2 separate regions of the Mus musculus genome follow, and region 2 is linked to region 1. A link is a loop called in an ENCODE intact Hi-C map of the cell type or tissue named here. Cell type or tissue: heart. All regions are shown on one strand. Each heading gives the region's core, and the rest is flanking DNA. Links, peaks and the distances in the headings are about the cores only.

The links. Hi-C counts contacts between places; a loop is a spot of excess contacts. Peaks named below come from ENCODE experiments on the same cell type or tissue, not always from the same donor. Only the 100,000 strongest peaks of a DNase experiment are listed, where the experiment ranks them.
Region 2: a loop joins it to region 1, with 2.1 times the contacts of the local background. A loop is called at or near these places in 2 of 42 quality-filtered maps.

What each region holds. Positions count from the first base shown.
Region 1 is chr6:6,367,243-6,376,584 of GRCm38, forward strand. The region is part of intron 3 of Gm20619 (predicted gene 20619); the gene reads left to right. Among named protein-coding and RNA genes, the nearest start is that of Gm52888, 18 kb to the right of the region's middle. In heart, for the core only: no CTCF peak of the experiment used is centred there; a DNase peak (open chromatin) is centred at 4,739.
Region 2 is chr6:6,295,400-6,304,741 of GRCm38, forward strand. The region is part of intron 1 of Gm20619 (predicted gene 20619); the gene reads left to right. Among named protein-coding and RNA genes, the nearest start is that of Gm34749, 23 kb to the right of the region's middle. In heart, for the core only: no CTCF peak of the experiment used is centred there; DNase peaks (open chromatin) are centred at 4,002 and 5,792; H3K27ac peaks cover 1,342 bases.

The DNA of each region.
Region 1 (9,342 bases), core at 499-8,498:
GAATATCCATGAATAAGAAGCCATATTATCTTGGTTTCTGACTGAGACATAGGTTGCAGGATGGGCAGAGGTTCTCTCTCTCTCTCTCTGTCTCTCTCTCTGTCTCTCTCTCTCTTTGAACAGGGTTTTTCTTTGTAGCCTTGGCTGTACTGGAACTCATTTTGTAGATCAGGCTGGCTTCAAACTCATTTTGTAGATCTGCCTGCCTGTCTCTGCCTCCTAAGTGTTGGTTTTAAAGACATGAGCCACTACTGCCTAGCTGGGCAGAGGCATTTTTGGTTTTTTAAATTAGACCTAAGTGGGTCCTGCAAGAACTATATTACTTCATTCTGAGAGCAGCACTTCAAATATCTAAGACATCTTCCATTAGGCCCCACCTTGAAACTTCGAGCAATTGAACCTTTGGGGAATACTTCAAACTACATCTAAATCACAGCATCGGATATGCAAAAGCAGCAATAAAATATGATCAAGAGTTAGGAGCGTATCACCTGGTAGAAAGAATAGGAAACAGCAAAGATGACAGAATTAGTAAACAAAGACTATAGAAGACAACTACTATACGCTCCACAGGTTTAGAGATGGAGAGGAACTCATACGCACCGAGAGGAAAGAACAGTAAAGACTCCAAAGGAACTTTTCGAGACAAAAATGTACATCTGCAGCAAAGAATGATAGCTGAAGCTTACTGAGCATTTACAAGGCGCCAGATGCTGGACGCAGAGCTTCATACACAACCTCTCAATTAACCCCCATGGCTTTCCCGTAAAGGTGCCCTCACAGACAAAGAACCTTGGAGGAAGGAGGAATAATTGAACAAAGCAGAGCCAGAATTTGCAACCAAGTCATCTGCCTGCAAGGCTCATGTTTTTAAGTGGCATTCCACACTGCTTACATTTCTGTCTACAATAAAAATATAAGTCAGGCTAAAGAATGAGCCTCGTCCGAGGATGCTCACTGGGATTCTGAAAGGATCTCACAAAAACTGGCCATCTGTGCAAGTGCGCCCATGTGCATAGTGGATGCTCTAGATGGAGATGTGTTGACGATCAGAGAGGATTTTCCAAGATTTTTGTGAGGTCTGAGATGAGGAATGATTGAACTTATTTCTATCCTGCTGTTCTCTCAGAAAGCCATGATGGAGATGAATTGAAGGGAAGTTGTAACGTAATGGCGAAAAGAAACGATGCGAGATTGGTGTGCTCTTTTTTTCCTGCTGCTAAACTATTCTACAACTGCTACTTCAAGTGTGCAATAATACGAATGGCATTAATTGGGCAAAGTCACTGATTGCCATGTGTCATGCCCAGTGCTAGAACACACATATTAGCACACTTAATTCTTAAAATGACCCTTGGAGGTAGCTTTTACTCTCTGTAGAGTTGATCAGAGGAAGGCCATGCCTGAAGTTACATGGACGAAGGCTGTACAAAATACTCCTTACATGACTTTCTCTTGGTGAATGCATTTAATAATATTTTGTCTCCCATTGTAAGTTTTACATAGTTTGTTTCGATATTTTTCCAGTGTATGAATTTGAAAGGAAATTATTCAAATGTAACAGTCTTAGCTACAATTATACATAAAGAATAAAAGCACGTAGAATTTAAAAATGTCTGAAATGTGAGTATGAAGGCCAGCAATGTGCTAATCATAGTTATTCTCAAGAGCACCTTGACTTTTGTTTATGCTAAGATGAAAATGTTTCACCTCCATAATTCCCAGAGCACGTAATTATGTTAAAGACAGTTTTCCTAAGTAGCCCATACACTTATTGTCTTTAAACAAAGATTGTCAGGCAACAAGAACAGTGAGTTTTTCACTCCTTGCAAGTACAAGGCAAAGTCTAGTTGAGTGATCATGTCACTTACAGAGCAAGTTGGAAATAAAATCAAATAGAGCCATGCTATAAAAGCCTGCCACCCACTCACGTAAGGCAAGGGACCTTGTGCTGGGTGCCAACTGGATGAATGTGGCTCATGATAGGCAGGAGCTGTGTGAGAAGCTCTCCTATGTGTCGGATGAGCCAAGTCAATTCTCTTTCAGTAGACATTTACTGAATGGGATGTTGGGCACATTTGCAGTTAAAGGTGGAACTTCAACGTTCCAGCGGCCATCCTCACTGTGTAAGCCAAGCACCTCTTAACAAATAAACATACAAAGCTATTGTGCATATTTAGTTTCAGTGCCGCAGTGGAAAAAAATTCTGTTCTACAAATAGGCACTAGGCCTGGAGAACAGAAACTTACCTGACGGTTTTCTTGCCACACTCTCCTGTCAGCTACAGGCACTGCTTCTGAGCCCCACAGTTCTGATTTCACAGGCTTGACAAAGCTTTCTGAAAATGTCGAGCCACTATTGATCAAGTAGAGTTAACAACAAAGGACAGACTATGTTGACCATCAGCATCAAGACATAAGGACATTGTTTCATAATAAACAAGCAGTAAGGAAATAACCCGTTGGCCTTTAAAGGAGCTTAAACTCAATAGTTTTATGTTTATAAAAGAAAACTCCTTCCATTTTTCTCTGTGCCACAGGAACCTTGTTAGGTTGAGAGCCTTTTGTAAATGCCAATCTGAAAGCCCCTTCCTAGGGATACATTAGCTAGCGTCTGTGATAGCCATCAGAGGCATAAGAATGGAGAGGCAATGGCCAGGATGGAGGGATGCAGTGTTTGCAAAGGGAACTCAGCCTGCTGATCAGGCTTTGGTCTCTCTTGTGATTTATATCATCAAAAGCAGGTACTGCTCATTGATAGCTGAGTGCTCTTTGGGGATGAAGAGTTGCAACATGCTGCAATGCTTTTGTTTAATGGATGTTATTTGTGTTCTTTGTGATATTAAAAAGGTCAATGTGCCTGATCGATGTCAATTCCAAATTATGAAGCCTAGATAGTGTTCACTTGCTGTGGCTATGCGGTAATAGAATGTTTGAGAATCAAATAAAAGAGATAATCTCTTCCCTTCAGGAAACTACATATGTGCATACCTATACAAATATCTTGCGTTATTCCAGGGGGAAGCCTGAGACCTATTAAACAGATTCCCAAATAGAGGCATGTGCTTTCCTGTAGCAAGAGACTTGTAGTGTATAAACCACTACTATTCTAAGACAGCCAGCTTCCCTAAACTCTCATTTTTTTATGCCATACCCAGGAAGCCCTTAGTTATCCCGTGGCAGTCTTCTCTCATATCCCCTAATTTATAGTCGTAGACTGAAGGTTAGATATTCATCTTGGCCCATTTTCATTCCCAGCTCCTTGCCAGGTCTGGACTGCATTTGGCTGTGATCCTGAAACTCCACCTAACTCTTACCATATTTTCCTTCCCCTCATCTCCATCCACTTGCCAAAGGTTTCTCTTCAGCTTCAACTGGATGATGCAAAACAACAGCCTTTCTCTTATGAAATCCTAGAGAATAAAAATGTTGCCACCGGTTGACCTTCACAGATTAGTGCTACCTAAGGACTATTGGCACGATCCTTCTATTGTGAGGCCAGTCTTCTTGGATTCCATTGCGAATTACAGTAAGACTGTGGGTATTCTAAGATTAAGTATGGTTCATGAAAGAGCTAGTATGTCCTCTCTGGTCCTGGCCTACTGTTCTCTCTGTTTTCCCTTATGTCTAAATTATCTCACAATTTTTAAAAGATAGAACAACTACTAGATTTGATACTGGGTCTTCCTACGTGGGTGGAAAGAAATGGTGAAGGCAGGTGTTAAAATGTTTACTGATGTCGTCAGCAGGGATGCAATGGAAGCAACCCTTGGTTAGCTGTCTTTAATTCATTGACTCAACATTTCTTTTTAGTGAGTAGAGCTTTTGTAGAACCAGTTTTTGAAGCTAACTATTAGTTTGTAGTTGATAAAGTCCTTAAATTAATTGACGGTAACTATAGTCTCTGTTGTTAGAGAAGATTAGAAACCATCCAAATGTGATAGACATTGAGCACACCAAGATGTTTTAATCAGAATTTATTAGATATTTAGCAAGTAAATAGCAAACACTCAATAAATGTCAATTATTATCATTATCCTTATCATTACCATGTGTAACAAACACACTAAAAGCTTTACTTAATCTTCAGAAAGTCTCTCTGAGGCAAGGCATACTACCTACAGTTTAATGTTGGCAATCTATGTAGAACCACCAGTGAGCCATGGGCAATGTTTTTTGAAAGAAAAAACTCACTGGTTCCAGGGCCTGTGTGCTGTAAATCACCACATTCTATTGCACTGTTGTCATGAAATAGCCTCTCAAAACACGTACATGTTTTAAAACAAGGCTTTTGGTCACTGTTTCTGTTCCAAAAGCCATGGTTTAAGACAGTAATTAAGTCTACAGATCCTGAAATGAAACAGCCTGGCTGGGTTTGAACCCAGAGTGTGTGACTTATAAACCATATGACTTTAAATACACAACTTAGGTTTTCTTGGCCTCGGTTTTCCATTCATAAAATGGACTGTGACAGTCATCTCCTTGGCTTGTTATGAGAGTTAACATGTGTAAGATATTTAGAATATGGCCTGATAATATGCTAAGGGCTCATTAAGCAGATGTTATTGTTACTGGAGTTGGCTCAGCTTTACGATCTCCACTCCTTTATGTTCCAAGGGAAGAGTAAACTCCAGGCCAGCAGGAAAGAATGATGATGTCATGCTCAAATCCATTATCAAACTGTTGTCACTCAACACATGCTCTAGCTCCTCCTATGTGTAAGGCATCTGCTCAGCCGTAGCTGTCTTGTTCTGGGGTAGGGGCCAAGTGAATGTAGACCAATTATATAACCTCAGCGAAAGGCATTCTTTACCCAGTGACTCATTCTGATGTAGCCCAAGTGGCTTCTATTTTTCACTTTCTTCTGAGCCCTTCCCGAGTTTAAGACCCAGCAACAAGAGCCCCTTACTGATGGATTGGTGAGATCTTTTAACCCTAAGCCTTGCCCAAATGGTGAATAAAACAAGCCTGCACAGTTGACAATAGAATATGTTAGACATTATTTCTCTGCTAGAAGCATAATTTTATCTTTAGATAAGAAGAACCTCTAAAATGCTATTATCAAATCGCTTATTAAATACATGTCTATTGAGTGAAACATTAAACTCTTTTATTCCCAGTATAACCTCCAAGAATCAACAAGCAATATTCTGTCTCATTGAATAGTTACCTCCATCCTTGAATAGTGAGTAGTTCGAACTCTATGTCCATTTGAATGTAATAACAGGCTTGACATGGAAAAGCTCATTCTCTCTTGTAAAAGTTCTTCTTGTTGATTGCCAGAATCACTACCATCACTCTTTGCTCGGTAGGCAAGGAGCTCTGGTTACAGCTCACAAGGGAAATAGGATTATTCTAGGGAAACATACCATGTCTGTTCTCATCTTGAAGACCTAGTGTTATGGATTGTGTGACTCACCAGGAAAGACACATCCTTGGGATGGGCTAGCCAAAGCAAATATCCAATGACATTTCTATTCATCTTTTACGTGTCTGGTATGCTAAAATAACACAAGGCTTCCTAAACTCATCTTAGCCTCATTTTTCAGGACCAGAGGGACCATTACTGAACCAGGGTCTTCATGATGAATTAGAAAATTCCAGTGCCAGTAGATATTCTTATACTAAATGCTGCTACCTAAGAATTCCCTTAACTGAAGACTGGCTGCTATGGCTGCGTGAACCCTGATGGCAATGGTTGTTATGGTGTACAGGGTCAGGGTTCCCTAAAACTGCTTCTTTAGCAAGGAGACTAAGAAGTAAGAGACTGGTTACAAGTACAGCCCAGACACTATGGGTATTATCCACCCAGACACTGTAGTGCTGCCCAAGTATCAGATTAACAGTGGTACCCACAACTGTTAACTTCCTGTTGGTTTTTTATGGAGCCCGTAGTACATGTTCTCAGTTTTCCTCATTTTCCCCTTACATCAGGAGTTTTTTTTTTTTCAGAGTTTCAGGGAAAGAGAATTCCTTTTATGGCTTTGTAGGACAGAGTCTATACTTTGTCCTCAGAAATGCACAATACAAAGGCTGAGGATAACTTTTTTGGGAATTTGTAGAGTTTTTGCAGTCCATGCTAGTATCCTCTGTGATTCAAACATCACAACTATGCTGTTGGGCTAGGTATATGTTCTGGGATTTGTTTTAATGACTGTCAAGTCACATGCTTTTCTAAACTGGCTCTTTTTCTTCTTGAATCTGCAACTTCCATCTTCAAAGACTACAAGCAGAGCTTGTAAGAAAAGAAAAGCTTGGGGTCTGGATTCCACATCTTTTTTTTTTTTTTAATATCATGGGACATTCATTTTTACTATGTATAAAAAACAGAATGGTCTAACAACTCCCCACACAATGCATTTGAGAATTGAGTCTACAAGTATCTGCTCATCAGCTCAGGGTCAGCCTTGTTTCAATTATACCAAAATTCAAATGCTGGAGGAAAGTCCAAGTTGATTTATTATGATAATGGTTATGTAAAACATTGCCGATAACTAGTGGTGCTATTGAGAACTGTATGGTCAGCAGTTCTTCAGAAGCAAGTAGTATCTACCCATATTTGAGGGAAAAGTTTGTCAAGTGTGCTAGCTCTTGCATACTAGTGGGAGTACTCTATCTTGGTCTAAATATTGAAAAATATTACAAAATATGTTGAATATAGACTGTATTTAAGAAAGACATGTATTAAGTGAATCAGTGATTTTTTTATGGCATAATCTTGTCAAGAATTCACTGTTTTACAAGAAAATCAAGAAGAGGGAGACCAATGGGTGAACACTTGGTTCCTCCTTAGAATAGGGAACAAAATACCCATGAAAGGAGTTAAAGAGACAAAGTTTGGAGCTAAGACGAAAGGATGGACTATCCAGAGACTACCCCATTCAGGGATCCATCCCATAATCAGCCACCAAACCCAGACACTATTGCACAATGCCAGAAAGATTTTGCTGAAGGGACCCTGTTATAGCTGTCTCGTATGAGGCTATGCCAGTGCCTGGCAAATACAGAAGTGGATGCTCACAGTCATCTATAAGATGGAACACAGGGCCCTCAATGGAGAAGCTAGAGAAAGCATCCAAGGAGCTGAAGGGGTCTGCAACCCTATAGGTGGAACAACAATATGAACTAACCAGTACCCCCAGAGCTCATATCTCTAGCTGCATATGTAGCAGAAGATGGCCTAGTCAGCCATCACTGGGAAGAGAGGAACCTTGGTCCTGCAAACTTGATATGCCCCAGTACAGGGGAATGCCAGGGCCAAGAAGGGGGAGTGGGTGGGTAGGAGAGCAGGACAGAGGGAGTGTATAGGGAACTTTTGGGATAGCACTTGAAATGTATATAAAGAAAATATCAAATAAATAAATAAATAAAAATAAAAATAAAAAAAGAATTCAGTGTTTTTAAAAGAACTCCTCAGTGTTATATATTGACCGAGGGTGGACACACTGTTAAAACTTCAAACAGGAAGGGTTTACAGCATTTCAGAAGGCTGCCTCTCTCTTAAGAAGAGGAAGACTGAGCTGTGGCAAGGACTTCAGTGACACCTTTTGTGCTTTCTTAAAAGAAGAATACTGGAAAAGGCGAAACAAAAGACCAAAAAAAAAAAAAAAAAGTTCTTTGAGAACACAGATCACATGAAGCCATTTAGTTCATCCTATTCGCCGTGTGCCAAAGTGGTCTGTAATTTTATGTTTCAGCCTGCCTGCTCTGTTTTTTAAAGTAGAGATTATATATATATTCTCAAGGATGTGTGCAAACGTGTGTGTTTACACAATTGAGATTACTAAACTGCACAGTGTCTCAAAAACACTGCATCTTACATTTATTTTCAAAAGTGCTCTGTGTTTTGCAGCAGTATCCGGGTCAAGAAAACATGGATCTTTATTTTTGCCAATAGTATTTTATTGAGGCAAAAATTACCGAGTGCTAACTGTACCCTTAGTCACTCCATGTATAACTATTGGAACTTGAAAGGAACAAAAAAAAAATACAATTCCAAACAACACATTCTGGTCAAAGGAACTGTTCTTTAGCTTTCTCCTCTCTGCTTGTTTGCCAACATGACCTAGGAAAACACCAAGTTTTGTCCAAGCCCTTTTATAAGCCAGTGCTGGACCTCTTCAGTGACCTACACTTTTAAAGTTGAAGGATGGTAACTGTATGGCCCTGCACACAAGGATGCTAGCAATCCTAGTTGTAGACTGGCTTTCCCCATTCTTTGTGGTACTGTCATGACAAGTTCTTTACAAGAACCAAAAGACCATTGCAGTGAATCAGACTTTCTTCTCCGTGAACACTATACCATGGCAGGGATGCAGAAGTGTTTCATTCTCAAGAAAATTCATGGATCACTGGACTGTTGCTGTCTGACCTCTTCTCTGTGGGGTAGGATGGACTGAGAGCAGCATTCAATTCACTGAATGCCTGTCTTGCAGATGCTGAGACCCCTCTGGTGTTCTGGGATGTTTCTTTGTTTGCTTTTGTGTCCTATAGCATGCCTACATTGCGTTTCTCAGAAGAATATTTTTGGTGGTAAGATTTTATGTTTGGGGACTGGAGAGATGGCTTAGTGGTTAAGAGCACTGACTGCTCTTCCAAAGGACAGGGGCTCACAGCACCCACATGGCAGTTTACAAACAGTCTGTAACTCCAGTTCCAGGTGAGCCAAACACTTAAGCAGACATACATGTAGTTAAAAACACCAATGCAAATAAAATAAAATAAAATAAAATAAAATAAAATAAAATAAAAAGCTGTGATGTGTAACACAAACTGGTGAAACTACTAAAAAGGAAGGTGAGAAAGAAATGGAGTGAAACTCTAGTCAGAAAATAGGTGAAATAAAAATGAACAGGAAAACAAGATTAAGGGTAAGAGGAGAAGTTTGGGGAAATGAAGACATGGTAATTAGGAGGGATCAACATTTATTGTCTTCATGTTAGAAAAGGTGAAAACATATTTATGCACTCTTCATGTGATAAAAACCTCATGCAGTTTAGTAAGAAATAGGGACGATGGGGACAAAGGAGGGAAACGCAGAAGGAAAGGAGGCAGAGCAGTGGTGTCACAGCTGAGTACAGTAATGTATGTTAGTGGCAGGAGGAAGCAGTTTAGGGTCAAAAAGAACAATGCAATTACAAAATACTACATTCATGTGTACATGGCCCAAGTGATAAAGCCAGGAATAAAATCCAGATTTCCTGATTTCTGGCCCTGTGCCTTATGTATTAAATCATGTTGCCTCTGCTTCGAGATAATCATCTTGCATCTGGAACATAAATACAGTCAATTCAGATATGCATCTTGATCTTATCATGTGGTTAGCAAGCCACGCCGTTATTAC
Region 2 (9,342 bases), core at 494-8,493, 72 kb before region 1:
AATAGAACACTTTGTTAGAAATAGAGGGAGAAATTGAAGGAGCACCTGAACCACCATGGTAAAGGAGTAAATACCGCTAAGGACCAGAAATGTCGGGAAAGAGGCTGGGAGTTGGTCCAGTGAGTGTCTTAAGGTTTCCATTGCTGAGAAGAGACACTATTACCAAGGCAACTCTTATAAAGTACAATATTTAATTGGGGCTGGCTTACAGGTTCAGAGGTTCAGCCCATTATCATCATGGCAGGAAGCATGGCAGCATCCATGGAGCTCAAGAAGGACCTGAGAGTATTGCATCCTGATTGGACTGCAGCAAGCAGAGACTGTCTTCCAGTCAGCTAGGAGGAGGGTCTCAAAGCCCACGCCCACAATGATACACTTCCTTCAACAAGGCCACACCCACTCCAACAAGATCACACCTCCTACTAGTGCCACTCCCTGGGCCAAGCATATTCAAACCACCACATTCCACTCCCTGGACCGCTAGGCTTGTTCAAACATATGAGTCTATAGGGGGGCATTCCTAGCCATAGTATAATACAAAATACATTTAGTCCAACTTCAAAAGTCTGTAACAGTCTCAACAATGTTAAAAGTCCACTGTTCAAAGTCTTTTTGAGATTCATTCAGTTACTTAACTGTAATCCCCTATAAAATCAAAATAAAAAAAGCAGATCACATACCCCCAACATCACAGGATATACATTATCATTCCAAAACACCATAGTGAGGAAATACTGGACCGAAGCAAGACCAAAGGCCAGCTGGACAAACTCCAAGCTCTGCATCTCCATGACCAATGTCAAAGTGTTTTTCAGGTCTTCAACTCCTTTCATCCTTTTTGACTGCTGTTGGCAGATTTGGCATTTAGCAGCAACAAACTTCATCCTCTTGGGCTGGTTCCAATCCCTGTATACAGCTTTCCTCAATAGGTATTCCATGGCTCTGGCATCTCTAACATCTAGGGGTATCCAAGGCAATGTCTAGGATACACACATGATATTTTGGATTCCACCAAAGGGCTTGGGTCACTTCTCCAGCTCTGTGCTTTGTAGCATTCTAGGCTCTGGTTGACTCCACTCCACTGCTGCTGTTGTTCTTTCTTAGTGATGATCTCACAGTACTGGCTTCTCCAATTCTCTGTAGTCTTCCACTGCAACCAGGCTTCAGCAATAAGGCTCTTATAGGCTTCTTTCATGGGCCGAGCTTCAACTCCTTTGCAGGATCCCTTCAGTCCTGGACCATCAACTACAACTGAGGCCATACCTTTACCAATGGCCTTCCATGCATCTCACAGTGCCAAGCCTAAACTGCTTTTCCATGACCCCTTCATGCCTTCAAAACCAGTATCACTTGGGTGATTCTTACATATTACCAAGTCCTGTTGAAGCACAAGGTAAAGCCTGGGCAATCTCTGGAACACAACTTCTTTGTGTTCTCGGAAAACATGTCCCAGAAAATTTCACCTTGGTGAAATCACCTTCTTAATCACTGCTAATTTCTTAGCTCCAGCTAACCAGCATCAATGGCACTAGTAGTCCCTCCTATTCTTGCATCTTTACAGCTAGAGCTATGTGGCAGAAGCTGCTGAGTCCTGCTGCTTGCTGAGACTGGAGCATGGGCTTCTTGTTCTATTACATTATCTCCAGCTTTCTGTTTCCCAACTCATTTACTGCCTAAGCTTGACTGTTCTGGAACTTGCTGTACAGATTGACCCGGAACTCAGAGATCCACATGGCTCAGTTTTCTGAATGCTGGGATTAAAGGTATGTACCACCATGCCTGGATCTAAGCTTTTCTCTACTTGGAACTTGCTCTGTCACCCTAGGTTCTGCTGGCCTAGAAGTTTTGGTTCCAGAGCAGGGAGTGTTCCTGCCAGGAGTATTGAACTGGAAGCTCAGACTTCTTCCTGGTGATTTTGGACTTCTAATGCCTTTAAACCAACAGGCTAAGAAAGGAATACCAGTGTTAGAAGGGGTGATAGATCCAGATCATTATGGGGAAATTGGATTGCCTCTCCACAGTTGAAGTAAGAAGAATTCTATCTGGAGTGGGAGATCTTAGTACAGCCATTTCTTGTGGTTAAAGTACTACCATGTCATGTGATTAAAGTCAATAGGAAACTACAAGAGCCTAATCCAAGTATATTCAAATCATCCCAGTGGGTAAGGTGCTTGCCTTACAAGCTCATAACTGAGTTTGATCCTCAGAATGCACATAAAAAGTGCTGGGTCCAGTGCTGTGTTCTTATAATCCCACAGTTGAGGAGGCAGAAACAGGGGAGTCTCTCCAGCTCACTGGCCTGTTACTGCAGCCTGCCCTAAGAACTCCAGGCCAATGAGAGGGCATCTCAATGGAGGTGGGTGGCTTTCCTGGGGATGACAACTAACAATTAACTCTGACTTCCCCATGTATACCATCACACCACAAACATGCACACACATTAAAAAAAAAAAAGTCAGGAAAGAACATGCAAATGGAAAGTGCTTAATGAAGAGAGGCCGACTGAAGGTGAAAGGCCTCTGAAAGTGGTAGAAGGCCTCCATTATGACGTGAGGATAGTAGACAGATACACTAGCTCTGATTGGGTGCTAAACCCAAGAATTATAATTTAAGGACTGTGTGATCTTTTGAGCATCTCAGAGCTGTATGGAATCTTAAATACTGAATTGTTCTATGGGTAAAAGTGGCCTGCCTTTGCCACATGGTCAGTGTCTTTTTTTTTTTTTGTAACTTTTAAATTTTTATTTAATCAATTTATTTTACTTTTCACCTATGAATGTTTTACCTTTTGGATCCTCTACAACTGAGGTTACAGATGGTTGTGAGCCACCATATGGGGTTGGTGATAAAACCTGGGTCTTCTAAAGGAGTAGCAAGTGCTCTTAACCACTGAGCCATCTTTCCATTCCATGTGGTCAGCATCTTTATGATAAAAAGTTAAATCATGTTCCTAATGACATAATGAAGTGATGAAAAGTTTAGAGTTACTGGGTAGATTTTAATTGACCTTAAAATACATACAAAAGGAAGCTTTTTGTCTAATGGTGGGTCATCAAGCAGGATGAGGTCACAGTGAAGCCAAGATTTGTGGTCATGCCCACGTTGGGCTTCAGAGCTCATTCACATGAAGATCTGGGCATATCTCTCACCGCTCTGAACTCCCGCTTCCTTAGCTCTAAGATGATGTCTATACAGAACCTCTCTACTTTCCTAGATCCTTACAAGAACTGAATTAAACGAGAGGGCTTATCTAAGTCCACGCTTTGTTCTTCTTCAACAGCAGGAATGTCTTGAGTCTTTGGCCCTTCATCCTCCAGTCTCTAACACACATCCAGCAGGCATCTGACAGATTATGTTACATTGCATGTTAGGCACAAGGCCCTGAGTTGGATCCCCAGCACTGCATAAATCGATGGAGTGTCACATGCCTATAACGACAGCACTTTGGGGACAGAGGCATGAGCAGCAGAGGTTCAAGGTCATCTTTGGTTGCCCAGCAAACCTGAGGCCAGACTAGACTACATAAGACACTGTCTCAATTTAAAAAAAAAAAAAAAGGTTAGATTGTGTTGCTCTTTAAGCAAGCCACTCTCTGTTGCTTGAACCTCTTTAATGAGTGTGAGCTAGACCGTCCCAGAGGGCACTTCCTCCTTAGGCCCATCATACCGGATCAAGCTGCCCTTCTCTGATGAAGTACAGCATTGTCTTCCTCAGCTGCAGCCACTGAACCAATGATTCCATTATATCATGTGGCTTTCCTTTGGCCCCCATTCATTAATATCCATGCAATGTCATTTGTCCTATGAAGGGATTTGCCATTCAGTATTGCAAGGTCTGTTCTGTGTTAGTTAACAACTACCCACAGTGGGCAGCTTAGCACACTGCTCAGCAGGAAATCACATTGCAAATGATTTGTTTTATTTTAGTCCTGTCATCCCGGGTAGCTCTGCATTGCTTTATCTGAGCTTGCGAAACAGCCCTGAATGTGAGCAGTCAGAATCAAGTCATGTTCTCACCCTTCAATGCGCTTGGCACGTTTTCTTTCCGGACACATCCAGTGGATACTGTGCAGACCTTCTCCAGCTAATCTCAGGAAGGCTGAAGTTTTTAGACGGCTACCCTTCATATTTAGGGGTAAGTGGCAAGTGCAGGAAATGCTTCCTTCTGTTTGGGTTGTGTTTTCTTAGCGTGGGGAGGAATTATAACGTAATGGGATTGATTAATGACCCCGACAGGAGACACAGCCCTGGAGCTGGAAGTGAGTGAGCAGAGTGCCTAGTTTGCTTTTCAACCTCCCAAGATCTTTAGCAGCTATACAGCGCTTACCTCCCCAACTTACTTTGCGGAGTAGATTCTGTAGTTTTAAAATGTGCTTTGCATGGAAGGCCCAGTGCTCTCTGTAGAAGTCTCTGGGGATGGTTACCTCCAAAATAAAATGATAACGGTGCCTCATCTCGCGGAGAACATTTGAATTTGCTTGGAGTCACTTTTAAAAGTGTTATCACTTCATCTGCTGATATATTAGATATAGTTGTTAATAGAATTTTACTAATTAATAGATAGCCTCAATGCAAAAAGATAAGACATTGACTGCTCTTTAGGAAAAAAAAATGTTGTAAGCTGTAGCAAACTACTCTCATGGAGATTTCTTTGTGGTAGTAGAGATAGCAACCCATGAGGAATTAAATGAAAAGATAAACTGTGTGTGATTGCTTCACCAGCCACAGTGTGGGGTGAAATCTGGCTGTTTAAAGCTATGGGAAGTGACAAGGGGCCTGCTTTGGGTTGGGCAGCCAGGTGAGGTTACTCTGAAGACCATTAGAACAGAAGCTTGATGGGAGAGAGGAAGAATGTGAATGGGTAAACCTGGAAAAGGCAGTTCAGACAGATGGACAATGGAGTGTGGGATTGCGGTAGAGAATGTGATCTCTGTAGTTTAGCTGAAAATCCCAGTTCTGTGCCTTGATTAGTTTTCATTGTCAATGTGACCTGGGAAGAAGGAACTGCAACTGAGATCCTGATCACATTAGCATGTTGGCCTGACTGTGAGGCATTTTCTTTATCTCTGATGTAAGAGACCCCAGCCCACTGTTGGGGGTGCCATTCCCTATACAGGAGGACCTGAGCTGTGTAAAGCCCTGGTGAAGCATCAGCCTGTGACTGAGCTAGAGAGTGAGTAAATAGCATTCCTCCATGCTTTTTGCTTCAGTTCCACTTGAATTTCTGTCCCAACGTCCCTTCAATGGCTTGTAACCTGGAAGTGTAACCAAAATAAGACATTTTCTCCCTTAAGTTGCCTTTGGTCAGAATGTTTTATCATAGTAACAAAAAAGCAAACCAGAACACTCTGGGGCTTCCCTTTCTGCAGGAAACAGTAAAGACAGTGGAATTTACTGAGACGTTTCTGTGCACTGAGCATGTGCAAGATCTTGGGTTCAGTTCTCAACACAACAGACATGACAAAAGTGAAGCAAACAGGAAAAGCCAGCACCTACCTCCTGTGTGTCAGTTAACACGTGGAGCCTTTCTACACTTATTTTTGTGTTGAATTCTCTCATCAGCTCTGCAGCACTCACATGATCCTTAAATCCACCCTACCGGCAAAGAATGAGACGTGGAGGGTTCAGGGTGGCGCCAGGATTCAACCACTCAAGCTTGAGTCAAGAGCCAGTTGTATTAATACCACATAAAACTTGGGATGCACAGTGCCAGCTGTGGGGACGATGGGGTTTTCTGTACTTGGAAGTTTTTCCCTCCCCTGCCAGTGACCTTCTCTCTTCCAACTCTCCTTTGGGACATTTGGAGGTGGTTTGGAATGGCAGTTAGCCATGGTCTGCCACCTCTTGTTCTGGAGTCTTTCCTACAAACATCACTCCTAGCTCCCAAGCCTTGGCAAACACCCACCTTGGTTTAGGTAAGGTGACACACTAGGCTCATTAGAAATGCCAATGGACTCACATTCGGTAAAAGCAGTGGCAGCTGATAAGTCAGACTTTGCATGGGAACAGCTGTGTGACCTAGGCCAAGTAGTGGAATCCCTGCACCTGTGTTCTCCTGTGTAAAACCGATTCATCACATGTCACCTGTAGACCTTGCTGACGTGGTTTCTCTGTGTAAACCAAATGAGGTCACAGGGGACATGACGTCAACTATATAATTAAAACATAAGTAGCACTTGAGCATTAGAAAGTGATCAAAGCATGCAAACTTATCTTCTGGTCCCTAGCGTATGTATCACTGGGATAAACTTCTGGGCTTGCTTTGTATTTCTATTTCTGATCTTAGGGGTCCATGTTGCTGCGTATTCTTCAAATCACATCTCTCTGATCAAACAAAAATAAAACAAAACTATCTCTTGGATTTTCATCATCAGTTTAAAACTTGCTTTTCTAGAACCTGAATCAATTAGAGCAATTCCTACCTTTGGAATTGAAGCTATGCAACTCTGTGATTTCTGAAACCACATGTATTTACTGTATTGTAGAGAATAATGTTACCCAGAAATCTCGGTGGAATGAGTTTTGTTTTGTTTTAATTGTTTTAATTTTGCTATGGAATCTTACTGTGTTGCTCAGACTGGGCTGTAGCTCACACTCCTCCTGTCTCAGCCTCCCCTGTACTGAGATTATAGGTATATATCACTAAGCCCAGGTGCAATTATAATTAAGCTGACTGATTCTGGTCTAACTCTAAAGAAAATATATATTAGAAACCTATCTCTCTGTTTATTCTATAGAAAATATTTTTGAAGTATCAGTTTATAGCTCAGTGTGGTTTGCAGATTCTCCATTGTGTATATAAGTCTATGCATGTACATGCATATGCAGACATGCTATGTATAGCAGACTGACCATTCTGAGTATCTCTGCTGAAAACAATGTGGTACAGTGTGGTACACTCAGCTTTCTACAGCAAATCAGTGAGGTCAAGGTGAACGGAGTCTAAGACCAGTGAAGACCCCATCATATATTAAAATGATGTCCAAAGCTGTAAAGTGGTTAAGGGACTTGATGCTAATTCCCTTGGGAAGGGAGCCTGGCTTGATCACTTAGCTCTGAGGCAGGGGAGAAATTGCTTATTTTCTTTGAATCCCTCATTTTTCACTGGCAAAATGAAGGTAGTATGGAGACCCACTCCTCAGAGTGTTCTAGTAAAGGCAGGGCTGGCCTGCTGAGTATTTTCACTGTAAAGACTACCCGTTGGCTATGACAAGAGCTAAGTCTAACACACTCCCTTCCACTGACTCACGGAAACAGATCTCTTACTATGCTTATTTTACAGATGAGAAATCTGAGGGGTAGACAGAGGAAGAAACTTGCCTGTGGCCACTCAGCAAGGACCAAGGCAGCTAACCACCCACCCTACATTTGTTCTAAACCCAGACTCCTAGCCATCACTCTGAAGTGCCCGGAGACTTGCTTCCTGTTTCGTCGTTACCTGTCTTCTCCTTTATCTTTGCCTTTCTCTCTCTCCTCTCAGTACACTTTCTCTACAGCGCTTCCCCACCTCAACTCCAGTTCCAGGGAGTGCGAAATATTAGTGGAACAGGATGGGCTTGTGCTGAACACTCACACTAGACACCTGGTCGCTCGACTCCATCTAACTTAGCTTCCGTGTAATCGTGGCCCTGTCACCTAACCACAGTGGCCTTAAAGAAACCATTTCATAACTAATAATTCTTTTTTGTTTCAGACCTACTACAGCCATCTACGATTTACCTCTAGGATGATTTATTATTCTGCTTAGCTTTAGAAAACATGTTCTTGGACACAAGTCTTTTCAACGAATGTGCTCTCTTCTTAGAGTGTATTCTTCCACAGGTCCAGAGGAAACTCTTAATGGAGTCTAAGGCAGATCATTTGCCTCTGGGTGCACACTGACACTACTCTGTAGGGAGGACCCACCATGTCTGCCGATCCTAGGAACGGCTGTGGAGCACGGCTGCATTTTAGAGAGAAAACAGAAAATTGCTTTTCCATCCAAAAGTATAAGGCTATGACTCACATTGGAATTGGTTCAGAGTGCTGTTTGGAAAAAAAAAAAATCCAGATTGACAACAACAGCTAAGGGATGCTGGGAGGAAGACGAGGTTAACAGGTTAGAATGCAGAGGTGTGCATCTAGGGAGCTTAGGTTCACTGGAAAGATACGAGGAAGTAAGTTAGAGGTGCCTTCTAGAAGAGCAGAGTTATTAAGGTAAACAAATCAACCAGAGAACTATCTTCCAAGTGATTTTCATGATCCTAGATAATCGGAGGAACTCCAAGCTCCAAACCCAGTAAGTGAAGGGGAAATCCAAAGAAAACCAAGCTAGCCTCGTAAACAAAGTGGAAATTTCCTTCTGCCCAGAAGAGTGCCAGTCCCAGCCATAGAGGAAGCAAAGGGCGAAAACACAGTTCTGCCTGAAATGACCTCCTATTTTAAGAAAAATCAACAGCCCCAAAAGAAGGAAAGGAAAAACAAAGTTCCACCCAGAAGGAAATTGTATGTAAACAGCCCGAAGGGAACCGGAGGTCTGAGAGGGCTAGCACACAGAACAGAGCAAGCCGGGAAAGGCACCATTAGCCTCTGACAATGTCAGCTCTGAACTTTGCAAGGACTGCTTTGTGATTGACAAAAAGGGCTTGGGGGTAGGAGGTGCCAGACAAAAGCAAGTCCCCTCTGCAGCATGGAAACTTTGATCTTTGGAGTTTGCTATTTTTTCCCCCCAGGACTTTGCTAGTGTGTAACCCGGGGAAGACCAGCAACCACAAAATGTTGGCTATAATTTTCTGCAATTTGTCACATGCCCTCTTAGAGGCCTGGGGAGATGGTTTTCTTTGTTTTTCTGGCTGTATCCTGTGAGCTAGCAAGGTAGTTCAAAAAAGATAAGAGGAAACTGGAGTCTTCCTTCAATGTTTCCCATTTTGGGGCCACATGAACCCACAGTTGTGTGTATGTGTGTGTGTGTGTGTGTGTGTGCTCACCAGAGGACAAATTTGTGTCTCAGGCAACCATTTACATACTTTATATTATTTTATTTTATTTTATTTTATTTTATTTTATTGTGTGTGTGCCCACCAGAGGACAAATTTGTGTCTCAGGGAACCATTTACATTATTTTATTTTATTTTATTTTATTTTATTTTATTTTATTTTATTTTTAGACAGGGTCTCCAGACAGCCTAGAGCTCACCAGTTAAAGTAGTCTGGCTGGCCAGTGAGGTTCAGGAATCGCTACAGACTAGTACTAGGAATAGATATATGGACCACTACACCCTGGCCTTTACTTTACTTTATTTCATCATTATTATTTTTAATGTGAGTTCTGGGGACTCAAACTCAGGTCCTCCTGTTTATAAAG